Regions from separate parts of the Homo sapiens genome. Here region 1 is linked to region 2. Evidence: chromatin contacts called from ENCODE Hi-C or POLR2A ChIA-PET data. All regions are on one chromosome and are shown on one strand. The core of a region is the stretch at or near the end of the contact, and the rest is flanking DNA. Distances in the headings are between cores, read along the strand shown. Region 1 holds the start of CLEC2D (C-type lectin domain family 2 member D). Region 2 holds the start of LINC02367 (long intergenic non-protein coding RNA 2367).

Region 1 (3,925 bases), core at 1-2,500, 300 kb after region 2:
TCTCAAGCAATTTTCAAATTATTAAATTTCACAGGAAAGGAGGTTAGGAAGAACTATGTGAAAAACAGACTTGAACTTTTGGCAATCACATGTTGTTCAGGAGACAAAACCAAATTCAACTTCCAAGAAAGAGAAGCAGCTTTGATAAAAAGCAGGTTCTCAGATGGAATTACTAGAAGGCTTTATCATAGGTCCTAGGACAAACTAGAAATGATGAAATAGTAAAGAAAAAGATATATAAAATCTTACAGAAACTGGAACTCAGTCCTAATGCAACTTCATTTCTATTTGATAAAGGCAATAGCTGTCCAATCTGGAACTTATTTCTTACAGGTAAGGGGGGCTACTGTATAGAATTCAAAAGCAGGGAAAATATGTTGTCAGAGTTAAGATAGAGATTGTATTTGGGGTAATGAGCGTTGCAGGACATGAGTAGGGCACATAGCGTGTTGGTATTGTTTTACGTGGTTTTAAGATATACTTCATCTAGGCACTTGTTACATGTTATATTTTTAATGAATGTGTTTAGTTGTATGCTTATGATTTGTGCACATTACTATAAATTATATTTTAGTAAAAGGTGCCCTTACTGGCATTTATATACAAGAAATCAACACATCTGACAAGAAGCTCTTGCTGCTAAAGAGCCTCTGTGCTCCTGGATCATGCCAGAGGGAGCACAGAAGCTGCACACCGTTCAAGCCCATTTTTGAAAAGTTGTTGTAGCAGCCATAGCAGCAAATTCCCAAAATATCTTGAAGAAATTGAAAACAAGATATTTTTTGAATGAGCGTAAACTCTTGGGAATGAATTTTAATTTGAGATTAAAATTGCTGTTGTCTTTACTTACCTAACATTCATTTCCTCTGAGAGCCAACTCCTTCCTTTCAATAAATTCTTATTTTCTATCATAATATTGCTTTGTACCGCACAAAATACAATTATAATTTTTAATAGTCAAAGAAATTTTAAGTTATCAAACATTAGTTTCTTTCGTAACCAAAATACTGTTAGAGAAGTAGCTTCAACTTTTTAAAATTCTTACAAACACCAGTTTATTCTGTTGTGATGAGCTGATTTTTGAAACAATTTATGCTTCATTTGTTCCTCTAGCTATATTTAACTTAAAGGCTTGACATTTTGAGTTACTGGGGCGGTTACACACTTACACGTTTTAGTCGTTGGGCTTTTTTTTTGTTTTGTTTTGAATCATTCTTGGGGTTGAAAACGTAGAGACTGTGGTTTAGATCACTCATAGAAACTGGAGGCAAAATGCATGACAGTAACAATGTGGAGAAAGACATTACACCATCTGAATTGCCTGCAAACCCAGGTAAGAAGCTGGGCTCTACAGAGTAAGTGTGAGGACTGGAATGGGAAGGTAGTGGTAGTGATGGGCTCACACAGGAAAGGTGCTGATCTAGTAAAAAGTTTTCAAGGATAAGAGATGGAATGTGGGAGTCCATAAATTGGCTTATAATTTGTGTAAAACATGCATATATTTATATTCCCAGTTCTAACAACTAAGGAGAGGGAACAATGAGAGAAAGATGTAAGACAATGAGATAAGGTTAAGTTTAGGATTGAAAATAACAGTTAATTTCACTAAAAAAAAATCTATACAAACTCTAAAGTGTTACTCAGATACAAGATACCATCATTATTACATAGGTAGAAAACCTATCATGGAAGCTCTTAAGAGAGAAAAGGTAGAAAATAGTATGTAAAGGACATTTACAAATCAAAAAAGTAACAAAGGTTGAGTAGAAACTTAGTAGGGCATTCTAATGGAATTATGTTACATTGGATGCACTGGAAATATATATATATATAGCTTTATATGATGCTTTAGTAAGTGAAAAAAATGACTTTTGCCACAGTTAGGGAATATCAAGGTTTTATAACTTAGGACTTAAAAGTTTGGAGTTTTCTCCTCCCAACTTAAAAGGTAATCAATTTGGAGAAAAGGTAATTCAGAGGCAGAAAAAGATGAACTCTAAATGTTGTTAAATGACTTCATTTATTTCTTCATTCATTGGGTATTTTGAGCATTTTATACCAAATGCTTTAAACTGTTTGTCGGATAGTTCCAACATCTCTGTCATGTCCTCCTTGGCTTGTGTTTTCTTTCCCCATGGAAGTTGACATTTTCGTGGTTCTTCATATACTGTGTAATTTTGGATTGTAATTTGAACATTTTGAACAAATATTTAGTTAGACTGGATCTTATTTAAATTTTGGAGTATATTGATACTATTGTTTTAGCAAGCAATCACCCTGGTGAGATGAAGACAATCTGTGGGATCTGGTTCCAATGTCAGTTCCATTCTGAAAGCCTTTGTAGTGCTATTCAGACATGTGCATCAACCAGGGGTGAAATTGGGAACTGTGCAATGCTCTACTCATTAGTTCAGGTCTTAGCATCTTTAGTGTGCCAATTAGAACCATATCTAGGCATGCATAAGTTGAGGGGCAGGTGAATCCAGGAGTTTATGAATAATGTTCATGGGTCTCTTTCTAAAGTTTCTTCCTCTTCACCATCTGACCCGTACTTTCAGGTTCCCAGGGGCTTCTCCTTTCCATCCTCCAGCTAGAAATGCGGGCCTCCTTTTATTCTGATGAACCATATACTTCTGCAATTATAGCTGCATCTTTAAGCTCATGTGGCAGACGGACAGTGAGAAAGAAGAAAAAAAAAGCAAGAGGTTTGGCCCCACTCTCATGGAGCTACAGCTCAACTGAATGGAAAGGATTGACTTTAGATTTCTTTTCTTTTTTTGAGGTGGAGTCTCACTCTGTCCCCCAGGCTGGAGTGCAGTGGCGCGATCTCGGCTCACTGCAAGCCCCGCCTCCTGGGTTCACGCCATTCTGCCTCAGCCTCCTGAGTAGCTGGGACTACAGGCGCCCGCCACCACGCCCGGCTACTTTTTTGTATTTTTAGTAGAGACGGGGTTTCACCGTGTTAGCCAGGATGGTCTCGATCTCCTGACTTTGTGATCCGCCCGCCTCGGCCTCCCAAACTGCTGGGATTACAGGCGTGAGCCACCGCGCCCGGCCGAGGATTAACCTTTCTCAAGGTTTTGGCTATTGCATGTTGCTGTAGTTTCCCCTACCATCATCAGATTGCCTGAGGTTTGAGGCACATGAGAATGTAGACAAGAGGGGGAGAAAAAATAAACGTGGTATTTTCACACTCTATTTGAGATAGGAGTTTGCTTTTCTGTTCCTCAGACCATACCTCTAGTGCTTCTCCTGGAGCCCTCTCTTTATGCTGACAGAGGCTCAATTCCATGTTTCTGGCTGTATTAAGTTCGGGGCAGTGATACTAGAGGAGGGAAATTTAAATTCACCACTGGTTTGATGGCTCTTTAAATTTGGATATTCTTGTAAGATCTGCTGCTAGTATATCCTTTTTCCTTTTGCTCTTTTTTGTTTTGTTTAAAGACCATATTTTTAGAGCCATTTTGGGATCACAGCAAAATTGTGAGAAAGGTAGTTTTTTTTTTCATTTTCTCCTTGTTGCCACACATATATAGACTCTGTCTTAGTCTGTTTTGTGCTGCTATTACAGAATACCCAAGACTGGGTAATTTATAATGAACAAAATCTATTGGCTCATAGTTCTGGAGGCTGGAAAGTTCAAGACTGAGAAACACATCTTGCTCCATCATCCCATGGCAAAATTTGGAAGGGCAAGAGAGCACATGCATAAGAAAGAGAGAGAGCAAGAGGCACCAAACTTGCTTTTATAACAAATCCACTTTCGTGATAGTAAACCCACTCCCATTATAAGGACATTATGACCTGATTACCTCTTAAAGGACCTGCCTCTCAACACTATTGCATTGGGGATTAAGTATCTAACACATGAACTTTGGAGACACATTCAAACCATAGCAGTCTCTAACATCAACATTCTTCACCA
Region 2 (3,744 bases), core at 329-2,828:
TCACAGCTCTTCACAGTTCACTTATCTTTTTCCTAGTTATTCTCCCTCCTAATCATTGCCAAAGTCTTGGGAGATAGGTGTGAATCCTTCTAGGACGCAGCTGAAAAAGTTAAATGTCTTGTCCTAGAGCACACAGCTCAGCAGCACCAAGAATGAAATGTTAAATCTGGTGTTTTTCCCTCTCTGCTGTAGTGAAGCTCTGCTAGAGATTTACCGAAGTCCTTGATATTTTAACCTAGCTATCAACTTCAGCCCAGAGAAGGTCTTCCAAAAGTAGATTCCAAAAGTATATTCATCCATCAACCATAACCTTAAATCTGAAGCCAGGAACTAAAAAGAAATTCTCAAGGTAACACAATTGTCATGAAGTCTCACTCCCAGGGCCAATTATAATCTGGATTTTTGTCTTCATCCTTCCAGGTGTCTCTGATCCCACTGTAAGCAAACCCTGAGTCCTAGGGCCTTTCTTCCACTTATTTCACTCTTTCTGTACACATTTTCCAGTACCTCCACCACTCACCACCCTCCAAAAAGAACTGATCCCTAAGCTTGTGCAGTGATTAACGATTTTCATGTCTTTTCTATTTGCCTGCAGTTATGCTACAAGATCTCTTGGCAAAGGACTAGCCAGGCATGCCTAATATATACATTCGTGTGATTTAACAAACTGGTTTCTACCACTTTCGGCCTGAAGTGACAGTGTTTTTTAACGTTGGTTGCAGGCAGGGGACTGTTGCCCCCTGCCAAGCACTTCAGCTTCCTTGCCCGGCCTCTCCTTGGCTTCTGTCTGTCCCCACCAGCAGCTCTTCATGGGACCCATCCTGACCCTCCAAGAAAGCAGAAAAGGAGGTTCCTGATGCAAAACCTAAAGAGCTTTCATCTGAGGAAGGTGAATCCTTTTTAAACTATGAGGCCTGGAGAGACGTTAAAATGAGAGCAATCACACCCTACTCCCCGCTTTGAGCTATGTATTCATCTCTTAAAACTGCTTGCTATTGCCACAAGTAGCTATGAATTAATTTTAATTTAGGATTATTATAGTGTCTCACCAGAAGCATAAACCACATCCTATAACTTAACAATAACCAATTGCTCATCAATTTTGTTTCTGTAATCCAAAGAGAGTTCCTGATCAACAACTTTGTACCAGCCCACTCTCTCGGTCCCAGTCTTTTGTTTTTAAAAACCTGCTTGGAACAAAGGCTCTAGGAAGCTCACAGCCAAGAGTACTTGGGTCTGAGTCTTCCAGGCAGCTGTCCTCACTTTGGCTCAAGTAAACTCTTTAAATTATGCTTTGCGTCTCAGCCTCTGCCTTTTGGGTCAACACTGAGGGGAGTAAATGAATGGCACCTGCTCCTTCTCTGTCTGAAGCTTGGACTTCTCCTGAGAGGACTTCCTGCTCCAAGATAGGAGGGAGTCTCACTCAGAAGAGGAAGGAGCTCCTGTCTGCTGAGGACACGGTTCCATCCAATGAGGTCAGCAGGGCTATCAGCAGCTTCCGTTAATTCCGTTGGGGCAGGCGTGTGGCAAGCAGCAGTTATTTGAGCTGAGGATGCTGGGATGGATTTTCACATGAGCAGTTGGCCCTTAGATCATGAGACCAGCCTAAGTGCCCAAGGAAATGGAACAGCAGGGAGGGGGAGGGACATCACACCCACTATCAAAACTTCTTGTTAGTCTCTGGCTTCCACATCCTTCCCCAAAACTTCAGCCCAATTCACAGCCGCATTTTTCCATCTCTTTGCCATTCCTCCATGGGAGAGCTTTCTGTTGGTACAGGAATAGCTGAGAAGTGGGAAAGATCAAGGGTAGTAAGAGCTGCCCCCGATAATCTACAGAAAGCTTTGCTGGAATGAGGTTGTGCATCTCTGAACCTGAGCTAGATTTGTTGGGTCAGGGACCATACTTATTTACTGGCCCAAGAATTAGAAGAGGAGGTGTCTAAGAAATGCTTGTTGAATGAATAAATAAACAGCCGAGTGAGTGTTTATATGAGCCTGAAAACTGCCTGCACCAGCACAAAAGTAAAGCCCCAACACCCTCAGGTCACACCTACTGGAAAAATATATGTCAGCCCCAGAAAAATGTGGGCAACATGAGGCAACTCCGGAGCAACACAGGAAACTGCCCTCCTCTTCTGGCCCCTCTTCCACTGTGATGCTCAAAGTCTGTGATGACCAAGTCTGGTCATCTAATCAGCAGGATATAAGAGGGTCATTCTTCACTGCGGCCATTCCAGTTTCCTGGAAACTTGGCTTTCTCCTGACCGTTTCCCCAGGAGCACGGTGGTGACAAGCTTGAGCTCTGACATCAGAAAGTCCCCAGTTTGAAACCTCTAGCTTCTTACTCGCTAGCTATGAGACTTTGGGCAAATTAATCTCTAAACCTCAATTTCTCAATCTGTAAAATGTTCAAGGTCAAGCAACTCACTTTTCCACATTGTAATTGATGAAACTAAAATTCAGACTCAGATCTGCCTCACTCCACAGTCTGTGCTTTTTCCTTCCCACTCATCTTTTTCTCTTTCTATTAAAAATTTCATAACACATTTGAGATTCTGTCTCAACTCATATCACTGAAATCATCTGTCACGTCTGATGATCATATAGAAGCCAGACTAAGATTCAGCCACAAATGTTATGCCTAAACATTTCTTATTATTTCTTTTTAATGTTTCTCATGTATACAATCAAACTCGCACCCTAGTATTATTGGCAGGCTAATATATGCCCATGAGACATGTAGCTTAAATCTCTATGGGATAGGATAAGTATTCTCCCTTTGTTTGTGATTTGAAAGCTTTCCATGGATGCTAAAGCGATTTGTTAAAATACCTTCACCTGTAAGTGTTTTTCCTCTCTTAAAAGCCTAATTCATCTCTGAGTTTGTTTACTAAAATAATCTAATTTGCTCATTTTCTCTAGCCATTCCAAGCTAAATCCCAGGAAGTACTAAAGAAGCAATGCACAGACACAGTATCATACAATTTGAGACACAGTATTATAAAATTGATGTGAACTTCTAGGCACAGTGTGCTCACAGTCTGTCTGGAAATAACTTTGTAGCAAGCATAGTTCCAGTCTAGCTGCCTGGCAGCCTGGCAGGATATTATTATTACTGATACTAATTTACTTTTTAATGTAAGTCTACCCAGAATATATTAAAGAAGTTTCAAGAAATCAGGATCATGGATTATAACCTGACGTAGTGCTAAGGAACCATCAGTTCCATGTAAGCATTTGGTTAGCAAGTCTTTTTCAAAGGCCATGCTTGAGAAACAGTTTTGCTCTCCCAAACAATGTGTTGTAGTTTTTTTTAGCATACTACTGTGCAGATAAATAAATGAGATATTAATGCCATTGCAAGTTCTGGCTTTGTGTAGAGTTTTCTAGTGAAGCCTGTTTAGGATCCTGGATTTGTCCAAGCTGTTCTGATTATCCCATCATTTTTAACATGGATAATCTACAATCTTTCATCTATTACATAAATTGAATTCTGGCACAAGTTCAACTGCTCTTCATTGAAACTGAGAAAAATTTTAGGATCACTTTGCTGGAATCCAAAGAAGATGTTAAATACTACCAAAAAAAAAAAAAGGCTGAAAACTGGTTTCCAAGAATCTCTGGGGCATCCTTAAGAACTCCCCTTGCATGTTCATTAGACGGCCCTTTACCCAATGTATCTCTAATAGTCTGCTGAAAATACTCAAAGGCAAGTAATTTTCATGTAATCAACTAAACAAAA

The links. Hi-C counts contacts between places; a loop is a spot of excess contacts on that map. ChIA-PET counts read pairs that join two places held with the same protein, here RNA polymerase II (POLR2A). Pooled maps may share reads with other maps.
Region 1: a loop to region 2 is called in a map with no recorded cell type, with 14 times the contacts of the local background. The contact joins the promoter of CLEC2D here to the promoter of LINC02367 in region 2. A Hi-C loop is called at or near these places in 12 of 37 single-sample maps with no recorded cell type and 10 of 50 pooled maps. POLR2A ChIA-PET finds 5 or more read pairs at or near these places in 2 of 52 experiments (activated B cell and activated CD4-positive, alpha-beta T cell).

What each region holds. Positions count from the first base shown.
Region 1 is chr12:9,668,463-9,672,387 of GRCh38, forward strand. CLEC2D (C-type lectin domain family 2 member D) reads left to right here and starts at 1,251. Exons shown (of 5, transcript NM_013269.6): 1 at 1,251-1,333. The coding sequence starts at 1,273.
Region 2 is chr12:9,365,886-9,369,629 of GRCh38, forward strand. LINC02367 (long intergenic non-protein coding RNA 2367) reads left to right here and starts at 1,579. Exons shown (of 4, transcript NR_120479.1): 1 at 1,579-3,711.